Regions from separate parts of the Homo sapiens genome. Here regions 1 and 3 are each linked to region 2. A link is an interaction called in ENCODE POLR2A ChIA-PET data of the cell type or tissue named here. Cell type or tissue: OCI-LY7. All regions are shown on one strand.

Region 1 (5,000 bases), 69 kb after region 2:
TCCTGGTAGAGGCTGCAGTGAGCCAAGATCATGCCACTGCACTCCAGCCTGGGTGACAAAGTGAGGGCCTGTCTCAAAAAAAAAAAAAAAAAAAAAGATTCACAAGTAAAAACCCTTAGGAATCAGGAATCAGTATTTTTCAAATAAAATATTTCTCCTTTTAGACAAAAGGGACTGAGATACAGTCCTGCATCTATTTTACCACTATCAATATATTATATTCTTAATTTTTAAAATTCCATTTCTATTATTATATGTAATTATTCAGTTGGAATGTAATTATGAACTATATATTCTCAATGTTCAGATCTTCTGCAACATGCCAAATTATACAACCACAAACTTACTAAATGTTTAACCACAGTATCATCTGATAATTTAGATGCTAGTCTATTCAAATACAGAGAGTCTAATTTGTGGCCATATATGGATATGAGGATTCAAGAAAAAGGACATTTATTAAGGATTTCAAAACTGGTATTCCAGACTTACTAAATAGAAAACTGCCTCTTTAAAAATTTCTCATGAGTATTCCCTTTTTGAGTAAAACTTACCTAGCAGAGATATATCTGAATTTGTCTCTGAGACACTGCCCAATATTTAAGTGATTAAAACATGCATAATACATGATAAATTCTTAAAATTCACTTAAAACTTACAAATATTTAGGGTTCTGTAAGATTTTTATTAGCTTTTATATGTGTACAGTTATGCATCTCCTAATGACAGATAGATGTTCTGAAAACCGCCTTTATTCAGTGATTTCATCATTGTGCGAACATCAGAGTGCATTTACACAAACCTGTTAATAGATGCTATAGCCTATTGCTTATAGGCTACAAACCTATACAGCATGTTACTGTACTAAATTTAGGCAATTGTAACACAATGGTACTTGTGTATCTAGGCATAGAAAAGATCATGTGTTGCAATACAAGTTATGACAGGTATAATGTCATTAGGAGATAGGAATTTTTCAGCTTTACTATAATTTTATGGGACCACCATTGTATATGCAGTTGTTTGTTGATTAAAACATCCTTATGTGGTACATGACTGTACTGAAACCACAAAATCAATGACCCAAACTTTCCTTTAGTTGCTTTTTAACTTCTCATGTTCTCCGTATCTTTATATTTCTGCATCTCTGAAAAACAAAATAAGTGTTACCTTCAGCTAATGTACTCATTTCTCTCAAGTAGTTAGCCATAAAAGCATTACCAAATAGCCAGTAGAATAGAAAGAAGACCTGATAAATTTGACACTGCCTTGCTTTCTCTTGGGCTTGAGGTTAAAAGTCCTTTCCTATTTGAAAAGCTGCTTAGGTATTAAGTGAGTATCTTCCTTTTAAGTACAAGACTTGATATTTTATTAGATGGTCTTCCATATGCTCAGATGACCAAGAAATCATAATTTTGTCTCAGTAAATGTCACAATAGTCACATTATTTTAGCATATGACATTACAAATATGCAGTATGCCTTAAAGCTGCCAAGCCAATATAATACAAAATATCTCAAGTTAATCAAAGACATGTCAGCCTTACAATATACAACTACTGGTGCAAATCTTCTCACTCCCTTGTGCGTGCCTCTGAAAGTCAAATTCTTTTATTCGGGAGGACTTTGTTGGCAAATGACAATTTGCCACTTGCCAATCACCCTCAATTTGTGTGGCTTTGACTACTAGTGTATACATTGTCTGATGACATAAACAAATAAAAAAATTAAGCTTTAGTATGGAGTTAATATCCATCATGTAGGTAATTATTAGCCTGAAAAGAACTGCACTAATATTCTTCCTTTTAAGAAATTTAATGTAATCAAAGTAAATATGAAACACAAAATCATTTATACCAAATCAGATTATGATGCCATGGTTTTTGTTGTTGTTGTTGTTTTGTTTTTTGAGACAAGGTTTCTCTCTGTTGCCCAGGCTGGAACACAGTGGTGTGAACATAGCTCATGTATCCTTGAAAAACCAGGCTCAAAGATCCTCCCACCTCAGCCTCTCAAGTAGCTAGGACTACAAGGCACATTTTTTATTTCTGGTAGAGACAGAGTCTCACTATGCTGCCCAGGCTGGACTGGAACTTCTGGCCTCAAGGGGTCCTCTGGCCTTGGCCTCCCATAGTGCTGGTATTACAAGTATGAGCCATCACACCCAGCCCACTGCCATGGTTTTCAAGAGAACAAGTAAAAAAAAAATGGGCAGCAGGAGACACTGGGCATTTAAAATATATATATATATATACAATTTTATAAAGAAAAGATGGATTTACAAAGTGTTTCATGCTACAGAAATAATAGACTCATTCAAAGAAATTCTTTTTCATAGCATTTAATTTGAATATGTTATTCATTGAATTTGTCAAAAGTGGTGTTAAATTAAGCTCATATTTTTCTTCTTAAAAAATGTTTTAGCTTTATCTTGCCTGTTTTTAATTGAGAAAAAAATCAATTCTAATTATACCTAACCAAAGCCATGGTTTCTGAAAGCTTTAGTCTTTCTAACTTATATCCCATTAGGAAGCATTCAGCATTGTCCTAATATAAGCTTTCCAACAGAACAGTTCATCCCCCCTACTCCTGGGAATAAGCAGCCAGACAGATCACTTCGATGGCAGATAAAAAGATGAAATAGCAAGTTACTTTGCCATGGCAACAACTTTAAAAATTCTAAACAGATCACTTTCTCCTATTTAAATATAAATGTGGTCTAAAGCAGCTGCTACAATGACTGACAAGTTCTCAATCAAAATCTATTACCATGAGGGTTTCCAACTTAGAATGTGTTAACATCTGCCACTGAATAGAAACAGAAACTTTAAATCTATTATTCCAAACTATGTTTCTGCTATAGATACGTAAATTGCAGCAATTCAGTCTAATAATCATAATGCATTTAATAAATGTACACTTTGGTTTTATGCTAGATAATTAGGACAAAAAATACCAAAGATACATTTGCCATGGCACTTTAAATTTGGATTTGTAAAGCTGAATCTCATGAGAACTATTTAAATCCTCCAAAGTATTTGGCCAAAATTTACAGCCTGTAGAAATAGCCAGTAGAAAGGTCGTGATTTTTAGTTACTAGCCCCTGTACTTCACCCTTAAAATAGGCTCTCACAGTTGTATAACCAGAGAACAAAATTTATAAACTTTTCCATTGATAATGCTTTTAAATACATATAAAGATTTACTAAATGCCATCAGTTACATTTAAAAGCATATCATAGCATTTGGTAAAAGGTATAAAATAAACAATGCCTTAAACTGTAAAAATTACCTCAGATTTAAATTGAACACATATTTAGAATTTATCCAACAGTTTAATGCCATCTTGATATCAACAAAATTTTATTAACTACACTAACTACATGTGAGTCAAAAGCTCTGCCATTCCCTTTAAGCAGTCTCATTTAGATTATCTACAGATTCAGAATTTCTATTTACATATATTAGTAGCTACATAGCTATATGTCATCATTTCAGCTTCCTCCCCTCAGCCTTTGGTCTTTCTAAGAGCTACCAAATAATTTTATCTCAATCAGAGAAAAGAAAAATTAAGGTGCCTTTTTTTATGCAGCCAATTAGCATTTTGAGCACTATAAATTACAACAGTACTTCTTCCTTTGCCTACCACCAAAATAGGAAAAGCTTAAAAAAAAAAAAAGAAAAAGCTATAATTTTAAAACACTGATCTCTTTTCCACAGAAAATGACTTTTAGATCACATGGAAAGTAACATGATTTTAAAATATGCGTATAAAACTTTTTTCTCTACCAAAGTCTTTGAGTACTTTGGAAGAGAATAAATTAAATTTAAGGTTCATGTAGATACATAAGGGTATGCCAACCGAACAAATCTTAAAAACTACAGATTACCAAATAATAACTTTCAGGAGCTCACCAGAATCCAGCCAGTTCTGTGGTTGCAAAGGGAAGAATAAAATTCTGTACTCAAAGGAGTCCCAAGAAGTTGACTTCAGTCAATTTGAACCTCTAGGTAATCAAACTCCATAGATAATCAATTTAAAAGATTCTAAAGAGACCAAAAGAGATCAGAAAGATCCTGAGTTTGGAATCTACTTAAGAAAAAGAATAACTTGAGAGTCTCAGACCTAAAGACATGCCAAAATGCGATGACTACTAAATGAAAACATTGTTTTTCTCCTATACTCACACAGAAACACCAGTGGGTCTTAATGTGTGGGTTTTCCATACCAAGCAATGCTCCAATTCTCTGCAGTCACCAACTGACTGTCCTACAATTTAACCCAATTCTGCTCAGAGTTAGTGCAGAACCCACAGCTTAAAGGTTCAGTCCCACAAGACTGTTCCCACTTCAGATGCCAGTTCCAAGTAAGGGTCCTCAGGTTATTCACAAACTTCTGTTTGGATTGGTTATAAATCAGAGGTTTCCATGACATCCTCCATTTGGTTTGATAATTTACTATGACAATTCACAAAACTCAGGAAAGCACTTTAGTTACATTTACCAGTTTATTATAATGAATGCAACTCAGAAACAGCCAAATGGAAGAGATGTGTAAGGCAAGGTAGAGGAGGTGCACAGAACTCCCATGGCCTCTCTGGACTCATTTCAATGCAACCTAGAAGCTCTCCAAATCCCACAGTTTAATAATTTTTAGCATTCATCATGTAGGTATAATCGATTATTAATTCAATCTCCAGTCCCTCTCCCCTTTCCAGAAGATGGGAGTGGGGCTGAAATTTCCAAGGTTCTAATTATGGTGTGGACTTTCTGGTGACCAGCCCCCATTCTGAAGCTATGCAGGAGCCCAAGTGTCACCCCATTAGAACAAAAGACTCTACTATCACCCCAAAAATTTAAAGGGATTTAGGAGTTCTGAGACAGGAACCAGGGTCAATGACCAAATATTAAAACAGAATATAGGACAGTACTCCTACAACTCAGGAAATTATAAGGGCTTTCATGTTCTCTGTGTCAGGAACTGGGGGTAGGACCAAAAAT
Region 2 (5,000 bases):
TATACAGATGCCATGCAATCCCAATCAAAATCCCAGGACACTTTTTGGTATGAATTGACCAACTAATATGGAAATGTAAATAATTTGGAATAGGCAAAACAAATTGAAAAATAAGAAAATTGAAGGATTTACACCACTTTATCTCAAGACTTGTTATCAAGTTACAGTAATCCAGACAGTATAGTACTGGCATGAAGACAGACATCCAGATCAATGGAACAGAATAGTGAATCCAGAAATATAACTATACAAATATGATCAATTGATTTTAGAAAAACTTGGATACAAATATGATCAATTGATTTTAGAAAAACTTGGTAGGATAGTTCAATGAAGAAAATGATCACCTCTTCAACAAATAGTATGGGAACAACTGGATAGCCATTTTTTTAAGGGAATCTTCATTCTTTCTTCATTCTTCACATCATATACAAAAATGAATTTAAAATGAATCACAGACCTAAATATAAGAGCTAAAATTATAAAACTTATAGAAGAAACAATCCTAGTAATTTTAGGTTTGGCAAAGATTTCTTAAATATGACACAGTAAACAAGAACTACAAAAACAAACATCAATATAGTGGACTTCACTGAAATTAAAAGATACAGAAATGAAAAGGAAAGCCACATAAAGGAAAAAAATTTGTGAAATGTATAGCCAACAAAAGATTTGTATCATATCAACAAAAAATGTGTATCTTACAACCTAATGAGAAAATAGCCAGTCCATTTTTTTAAATGAACTAAGGATTTGGACACTTCCCCAAAAAAGAGATATGCAGATAAGAAGATGAAAGACGTTTGTCATTAGAGAAAATAAAAGGAAAACTACAATGAGATAACACAAAAATTTGTAAGAATGGCTAAAACTGAAGACCGGTCATACCGAGACTTGTCAAGAATGTGGAGTAACTGGAATTCTCATGAACTGCTGGTGGGAATATAAAATGAGACAACCATTATGGAAAACAGTTGGACAATTTCTTAAAAAGTTAAACATATAGGCTGGGCGCAGTGGCTTGTGCCTGTAATCCCAGCACTTTGGGAGGCCAAGGCAGGTGGATCACCTGCGGTCAGGAGTTCGAGACCAGCCTGGACAATATGGTGAAAGCCCGTCTCTACTAAAAATACAAAAATCAGCTGGGCGTGGTGGGTGCCTATAATCCCAGCTACTTGGGAGGCGGAGTCAGGAGAATTGCTTGAACCCAGGAGGCGGAGGTTGCAGTGAGCCAAGATCGCACCATTGCACTCTAGCCTGGGCAACAGAGCTACACTCCATCTCAAAAATAAATAAAATCGACATGCACAGCTTTTTACATCTAGAACCTGCCGGTCTTTCAGGCCTAACTGGGGTTCATTCTGTTGATCTGATGCATTCGTTTCTTCTCCTTGACTTTGTACTTCAGCCCAGTCCAACAGAACTGGAGGTTTCCTTTTCCGCCATAGTTTGTCCATTATCAACAGATACCTGATGTCATCTTTAAAAAGCTTGGTAAAAAGTTTAACTGGATTATATCCAGTTGATTTAGCCCATTCCTTAGTGGAAATACGTTTAATGTCACCTTCTTTATTAGAATGTTCTAGCTCTGGCTTTGGCTTCTGTTGGTTCCCAGGCAGCTTCAGGGTCAGCTCTGTCAGGAGATACTTCTTAAGTACTTTGCCCAAAAGATGCAATGTATAGGTTCTGAAGGTGTGTTACAAATTGTACAGTCAGGAGAGGTTCTCTGGGTTGGCTTAGGATGACATTCGTAACACTTGGTCACACCCTCTTTGATAGTAGTTACTTGTCCAAGATACCCAGCAGTTCCACTTTCAATAAGAGGAACAACAGCTGCCAGGCACACTCTATTAACACGGTTTTGGGCAGCTCTGTTATCTAAAGCATTCATAACCAATATAAACTGTCAAAAATATGCCACATTATAGTCAGGGTTCATGATGCTGTCATGGTAGGCAACCATATTAGCTTTCAGGTAAAACTGCAGTGCACTTTCCCTGGCAACCTGTGCCTTTGATCTTCCAACATGTTTCTTTTGAAACAAAAACTGTTGAGGTTGCTGACATCAATAGTAACCAGATCAATCAGGTCGACGTGGGAGAAGCCGGTGAGCACAAGGTTCTTAAGGAGCTCACAGCACTGAGACTCTGAGAGTTCATTTAGCAGAAAAGGGGGATGGAGCTGAGCTCACATGGGATAAGGATGACCCATATGCAATGGATTTTGTTACCTCTGCTACAAACCTCAGGATGCATATTTTCAGTATGAATATGAAGAGTAGATTTGATATCAAATCAGTGGCAGGGAATATTATTCCTGCTATTGCTACTACTAATGCAGTGATTGCTGGGTTGACAGTATTGGAAAGATTGAAGATCTTATCAGGAAAAATAGACCACTGCAGAACAATTGTTTTGAATAAACAAGCAAATCCAAGAAAGAAGTTTCTTGTGCCTTGTGCACTGGATCCTCCCAACCCCAATTGTTACATATGTGCCAGCAAGCCAGGTGACTGTACGGCTGAATGTCCATAAAGTGACTGTTCTCACCTTACGAGACAAGGTAGTGAAACAAAAATTTGCTATGGTAGCACCAGATGTCCAAATTGAAGATGGGAAAGGAACAATCCTAATATCTTCTGAAAAGGGAGAGACAGAAGCTAATAATCACAAGAAGTTGTCAGAATTTGGAATGAGAAATTGCAGCTGGCTTCAAGCAGATTACTTCCTCCAGGACTATACTTTATTGATCAACATCCTTCATAGTGAAGACCTAGGAAAGGATGTTGAATTTGAAGTGTTGGTGATGCCCCAGAAAAAGTGGGGCCAAAACAAGCTGAAGATGCTGCCAAAAGCATAACCAATGGCAGTAATGATGGAGGTCAGCCTTCCACCTCCACAGCTCAAGAGCAAGATGATGTTCTCACAGTTGATTCGGATGAAGAAGATTCTTCAAAGAATGCTGACGTCAGTGAAGAAGAGAGAAGCCGCAAGAGGAAATCAGACGAGAAAGAGAATCTCAGTGCAAAGAGGTCACGTATAGAACAGAAGGAAGAGCTGGATGATGTCATAGCATTAGATTGAACAGAAATGCCTCTAAACAGAGCCCTCTTACTACTTAGTTTATCTAGGCAGAACCAGATTATTTGTTATGTCCTTTGTTCCAAAGGGGAAAAAATGGACACCAGTGACTTGAAAATGATTCTGCTCCCTCTGAAAGCATTCATTTTGCTAGAACTGTTAGACACACTGCAGTATGCTATACTGAAAGTAGGAATATAGCTTTAAAAACCCTTTGAACAAAGTATGTGCATAACCAGTCATGAGATAAAACAACACAATGCATGTTGCCTTTTTAATGTAAATACCCTTAGGTATCATTAACAGTTTCAAAATATTGTGGTTAAGTTGATACCTGGTTATAAATATCATGCCTTTATTTTTGGCTAGAAAAATTAATTTTAGCCTAGCTCTAACCATTTTCATACTCTGACTGAAACAGATTCAAAGAAGTATCAAATGCTATGTATTGAAACTTGTTTTTAAATGTTAAATGGCACTATGTATATTAATGTAAAACAATGTTAATTTACTCACGTTTTCAGTTTGTACTGCCTGGTATGTCTGTGTATGAAGCCAATTTTTGTGTATTGTTATAGTTTCAGGTTATTTATAGTTGATGTTTTGTAAAACTCAATGGCTATACTTATGGACCAAATAAATGGCATCTGCATTCTTGTTACAAAATTAAATAAATAAATAAATAGTAATGGTGTCAACTAGAAAGCTAAGAACTGGTAGAGCTGTAATGTCCAAAAATGTCGGTACTGTTACTGCTATTTATTTAATGATTTTTATTTTCCTATTTTCTAGATCTACATAACAAAAATAATGCCGCATTTCAAAATTATGTGACTAAATAGTGCTAGTATTTACTACCACAGACCCTTTCTCCTCCCCAGTGTCTTGGCCTGCTGAACTGAATATAGATTATCAAAGATTTGTTGTGAGCCTAACATTTCAATGGTTATATAAATTTTACAGCATTTTACCTTACTTGCTCTGAGACTTCAAATACAAAAGCATTTTTCTAAATTTTCTAAAATAAACATTACTATTATAATCCAAAGAAAATTTATTCTCACAAAATATGGTACAAATATAGTCACCCAACTAAATATTAAATATTTATTTCTATACATATATTTCATAGCTTCCTGTATATATTTATTGATAAATACTAAAGCTGATATATGGAAAGGCTTGATATATTTAGTAAGGTCATGTTTCAGAAGCATTGTTAATGCACATAAGACATATACATCCATATTTTCCAACAAGAAAGATGTTATTTCGGTTCCAAACAACCACACTTAAGGCAGGGTGCAGACATACATAGAATATAAGACAGGACTGTAACAATAAAGTCTTCAGTTACTTTTCACTTCTGGCTACATGAATATAGTAAACAAGATACCTCCAGCAGTTGATTCTTGGGGATAAAAAATCCAATTACTATCTTGCTTTACAATAAATTTAGAATAAAATGTTTTGTTGATTATTAAATCAGGTAAAGCATAAGGTACTTTAAACTGATTATTTGGTCTCATAAAATGATTCAATCTAAAGGCTTAATTTAGAGCCACCTACAAAATGATCCTGTATTCTACATTGTTAATCTTAAAAGTTTAATAGTTCTTAAACTTACATAATTTATTATTTTTTACCCAGAATAATCAATGTAGGACTAATTCTGATGAAATAAATCTAGATTATTTCCCCTCTCCATCAGCCCATCTCCCAATCAAACAGTACTTAAAATTATCACAAAGAACCTTTCTAATCACATTTATTTAACTTTGTAGTATATTTTGAATTAGAAGGCACAATTAATAAAACGGTTCTCTACATAGAAAGATTTGTTATAAGTGTCTCCTATACCAGATGTGTCTGTTATTTCTCTGGCAAAATCTAATCTTGAAACGGCTGGGGGAAAGGAAG
Region 3 (5,000 bases), 93 kb after region 2:
TTTTGTCTTTAGACACAGAAATGCAGAACCAAATTCATAGCTCAAATTTATCAAGCTGTACACTTAAGATTTGTACATTTCACTCTAGATAAATAAAAAATTTCACCTCACGATCACGGCTCACTGCAGCCTCGATCTCCCCAGTTCAAGTGATTCGCCCACCTCAGCCTCCTGAGTAGCTGGGACTACAGGGATGAGCCACCACACCTGGCTAATTTTTTCTATTTTTTGTAGAGATGATGTCTCACTATGTTGCATAGGCTGGTCTCAAACTCCTGGGCTCAAGTGGATTTCAGACTCTTGAGATAGCATATGTACTCTAATGTTCCTATCATCTGGCCTTTCTATTCTGATATATATTTTGTCCTGATGCTAAAAAACTTGACTCTTTTCTCATTGAATATATATTTTATACTGATCCTATTTTTCCCCACTGAGATTCAGAAGAAACCTGAAAATGCCCTGTAACATACATGAGAAGAAAGTGGAACAAAACAGACTGGTGCTTTGACTTAGCCAATTCTAACCAATGAATCATTATCAACAATTTCCCAGAGGAAAGGCATTAATGGTTCAAATAAAATTCACACTGGTTACTGATCCTATACAGGATATTTATAATTAGTTGAACAATGTATAATTAAACAATTTGGTAAGCCTATTACAATGTGTTCATATTGAGCATGGATAAGTTATTCTCAAATCAACGTCTTTTTTTATCATAAATCTTAATTCAAGAACCTAAACCAAATATTACAGACAGATTTTATTGCACTTCACGTCAATGCACTTCACAGATACTGCCTTTTTTTTTGGAGACAGAGTCTTGCTCTGTCACCCAGGCTGGAGTGCAATGGCACGATCTTGGCTCACTGCAACCTCTGCCTCCCGGGTTCAAGTGATTCTCCTGCCTCAGCCTCCCAAGTAGCTAGGACTACAGGTGTGTGCCACCACGCCAGGCTGATTTTTGTATTTTTAGAGAGACTGGGTTTTACCATGTTGGCCAGGCTGGTCTCAAACTCCTGACCTCGTGACCTGCCCGCCTCGACCTCCCAAAGTGCTGGGATTAGAGGCGTGAGCCACCAAGCCCGGCCTTTTTTTTTTTTTTTTTTTTTTTTTTTTTAAAAAAAACAGTGATGTTTGTTATTACTATTGCAATTGTTTTGGGGCGTCACAAACCATGCCCACATAAAACAGTGAACTTAATACAAGTTGTGTGTTTTCTGACTGTTCCGCAGACCAGCCATTCCCCATTTTCCCCCCTCTGCTCAGGCTTCCCTATTCCTGGGTATACAACAATATTGAAATTAGGCCTAATAATAACCCTTATAATGGCCTCTAAGTGCTCAAGTGAAAGGAAGAGTCCCATGTCATTCACTTTATTTTTAAATTTTTTTATTTTTTGAGACGGGAGTCTCACTCTGTCACCCAGGATGGAGTGCAGTGGTGCAATCTCAGCTCACTGCAACCTCCATCTCCCAGGTTCAAGCGATTCTCCTGCCTCAGCCACCTGAGTAGCTGGATTACAGGCACCCACCACCATGCCCAGCTAATTTTTGTATTTTTAGTAGAGACAGGGTTTCACCATGTTGGCCAGGCTGGTCACAAACTCCTGACCTCAAGTGATCCGCTGCCTGCCTTGGCTTCCCAAAGTGCTGGGATTACAGGCATGAGCCATTACTCCCTCATCACTCACTTTAAATCAAAGGCATGCTGAAAGCCAAGACAGGCTGAAAGCTAGGACTCTTGTGCCAAAGAGTCAAGTTGAGAATGCAAAGGAAGAGTTCTTGAAGGAAATTAAAAGTGCCACTCCAGTGAACACACCATGATAAGAAAACGAAACTGCCTTATCGCTGAAATGGAGAAAGTTTAAGTGACCTTGATAGATCAAACTGGCCACAACATTCCCTTAAGTCAAAGCCTACCCCAGAGCAAATGCTTAACTCTCTTCAATTCCAAGAAGGCTGAGAGAAGTGAGGAAGCTGCAGAAGTAAAGTATGAAGCTAGTACAGGTTTAAAGAATCATGCCATCTTCATAATATAAAAGTGCAAGGTAAAGCAACAAGTGCAGATGCAGAAGCTGTAGGAAGTTATCCCCGTCTAGCTAGGATACCTGATGAAGGTGGCTACAATAAACTATAGATTTTCCATGTAGATGAAACAGCATTGTACTGGAAGAAGATGGCATCTAGGACTTTCATAGCTATAGAGAAGTCAATGCCTGCCTTCGAAGAACAAGCTGACTCTACCAGGAACTAAAGAAAGCTAGTGACTTTAAGTTGAAGCCAATGCTCATTTACCATATGAAAATTCCTAGGGCCTTTAAGAATTATGCTAAATCGACTCTGCCTGTGATCTATAAATGGGACAACAAAGACTAGCTAGCTGATAGCACCTCAGTTTACCACCCGGTTTACTGAATATTTTAAGCCCACTGTTGAGACCTATTGCTCAGGAAAAAAGATTCCTCTCAAAATGTTACTGCTCATTGACAACACACCTAGTTACCCAATAACTCTGATGGAGAATACAATGAGATTAAAGTTGTTTTCATAACTGCTAACACAACATTTATTCTGCAACCCATGCATCAGAGAGTAATTTTGACTTTCAAGTTTTATTATTTGGCTGGGCATGCTGGCTCATGCCTGTTATCCCAGCAGTTTGGGAGACCAGGGCAGGCAGATCACTTGAGACCAGGAGTTCAAGACCAGCCTGGCCAACATGGTGAAACCCCATCTCTACTAAAAACATAAAAATTTGCCGGGCGTGGTGGTACGTGCCTGTAATCCCAGCTACTCAGGAGACTGAGGCAGGAGAATCACTTGAGCCCAGGAGGCAAAGGCTGCAGTGAGCCGAGATCACACCACAGGACTCCAGCCTGGGCAACACAGCGAGATTCTATCTCAAAAAAAGTATTTATTATTTAAGAAAAACATTTTGTAAGGCTATAGCTGCCACGGACAGTGATTCCTCTATCTGGGCAAAGTAAACTGAAAACGTTCTAGAAAGGATTCATCATTCTAGATGCCATTCAGAACATTCATGATTCATGGAAGGATTTCAAAATATCAATATTAAGTTTGGAAGAATTCTAACTCTCATGAATGACTTTGTGGGGTTCAAGACTCCAATGGAGGAAGTCACTACACGTGCTGGGATTAGCAACAGAACTAGAGTTAGAAGCGGGGACTGAAAATGTGACTGAATTCCTGCAATTTCATGACAAAACTTGAACAAATGAGGAGTTGCTTCTTAGGGACGAGCAAAGAAAATGGTTTGAGATGAAATCTATGCCTGGTGAAGATGCTGTGAACATGCTGAAATGACAACAAAGGACATAGAATATCCCATAAACATAGTTGATAAAGCAGCATCAGGGTTTGAGATTGACTCCAATTTTGAAGGAATTTCTACTGTGGGTAAAATGCTATCAAACAGCACTCCGTGCTACAGAGAAATCTAAACCTCACTGTTGTCTTATTTGAAGAAATTGCCACAGTCACCCCCACCTCCAGCCACCACTCTGATTAGTCAGCAGTCATTTAAATCAACACAAGGTCCTCCTATCAGCAAAAAATTTATAACTCACTAAAGACTCAGATGATTGTTAGCATTTTTTTTAGCAATAAAGTACATTTTAATTTAGATATGTGCATTGTTTCTTTAGACATAATGCTACTGCACACTTAATAGACTACAGCATAGTGTAAACATAACTTTTACATGCACTGAGAAGTCAAAATATTCGTGTCACTTGCTTTATTGCACTATTTGCCTTATTTCGGTGCTCTGGAATTGAACCCATAATATTTCTGAGATACGCCTGTTTTTATAACAAATATCTGAATCCAGGTGGTCACCAGAATGTTAAGAAGGCAGAAACAGGCAGTCTCCAATTGAGTCTACCTACAGTTGCCTAGCTTTAAGACATTGAGACTATGCATGGTGGGGGATGAGGGAGAGTGCTCCTAGAGAACTGATATGTAAATGTTTTTCATATGCATTCCCAATTTGCCATTAAAAGGAAAGAATAAATCTGAAGCATGTACTGCTAATAAATTCTGGCTGAAACAAATATTGAAACTTACAAACTACTAAGATGTATTACTTATGTGTTTCCTTGCCTTAAATGCCTGCTTTCCTACTAATCCAACTGAACACTCTATCAGAGGTTCAGCTCCACATCAATTTCTCTGGAAAGGACTGTAGAAACTTGACAGATCCATTCTATTGCAATCATGTAGCCGGAAAGAGGGAGGGGCTTTTCCTGGAACTGTCTGCTAAGCAGACAGCATAAAGAGGTCATTTCTTTTACCCACTTTTTATGCTGAAAACTTCAAACCTACTAAAAGGCCGTAAAAAAATACAATGAAGTACATTCTTCCTTCTTCATCTAAATTATTCAGTCTCTGACCAATTGTTAACATTTTGCCACATTTCCTTTCTCTCTTTACACATACTTGCACAGACACAATTTTTCTTTGGTTAACAATTTGAATGTTACTTGCAGCATCATGACATTTCACTCCTAAATATGTCAACATGTACCCCATTAAGAAGAAGAGTATTTTCCTATGTAATCAGAATAAATTATCACTCAGAAAATTTAATATTCATATTACACCATTCAAATCCATTCTACAATTTCTCCAGTCACCCTAATAATGTCCTTTAGATCTGTTTTGTCCTCCAGTCCAAGACCCAATGCAGGATCCACTGCACAACACAGTTAATTTCCATGTCTCGCCTTTAACTTTCTGTCTGTCTGTCTGTCTATCTACCTACCTACCTACCTACCTATCTATCTACCCATGTATCTATCTAGTCTTTCATGATACCAACTACTAGCATTTTTGAAGGGTCCAAGACATGAAGATTTCCTATTTAGAACTGCCTTATTATTTCTTCAACAAGTTCTGGCAAAAAGAAAAAAATGGCATTAAGTACCAAACAGGTGAAGTTGTACTCTTCTCAGCGCACCATATCAAGGAATACGT

What was found. ChIA-PET counts read pairs that join two places held together with the same protein. Peaks named below come from ENCODE experiments on the same cell type or tissue, not always from the same donor. Only the 100,000 strongest peaks of a DNase experiment are listed, where the experiment ranks them.
Region 1: POLR2A ChIA-PET joins it to region 2 with 6 read pairs; 6 of 35 experiments call an interaction of 5 or more read pairs at or near these places.
Region 3: POLR2A ChIA-PET joins it to region 2 with 6 read pairs; 3 of 35 experiments call an interaction of 5 or more read pairs at or near these places.

Annotation. Positions count from the first base shown.
Region 1 is chr1:86,973,958-86,978,957 of GRCh38, reverse strand. All of the region lies in intron 1 of HS2ST1 (heparan sulfate 2-O-sulfotransferase 1), which reads right to left. It overlaps LOC124904211 (a long non-coding RNA gene), which reads right to left. Exons shown (of 2, transcript XR_007066207.1): 1 at 3,915-5,000; 2 at 665-1,147. Among named protein-coding and RNA genes, the nearest start is that of HS2ST1, 62 kb to the right of the region's middle. In OCI-LY7, no CTCF peak of the experiment used is centred here; no DNase peak of the experiment used is centred here.
Region 2 is chr1:87,043,013-87,048,012 of GRCh38, reverse strand. The region is part of intron 1 of HS2ST1 (heparan sulfate 2-O-sulfotransferase 1); the gene reads right to left. It also overlaps the pseudogene LOC100421465 and the pseudogene LOC100421468. Among named protein-coding and RNA genes, the nearest start is that of LINC01140, 84 kb to the left of the region's middle. RefSeq lists an enhancer at 2,877-2,976. In OCI-LY7, no CTCF peak of the experiment used is centred here; DNase peaks (open chromatin) are centred at 1,802 and 2,982; H3K27ac peaks cover 2,232 bases.
Region 3 is chr1:86,950,164-86,955,163 of GRCh38, reverse strand. The region is part of intron 1 of HS2ST1 (heparan sulfate 2-O-sulfotransferase 1); the gene reads right to left. Among named protein-coding and RNA genes, the nearest start is that of HS2ST1, 38 kb to the right of the region's middle. In OCI-LY7, no CTCF peak of the experiment used is centred here; no DNase peak of the experiment used is centred here.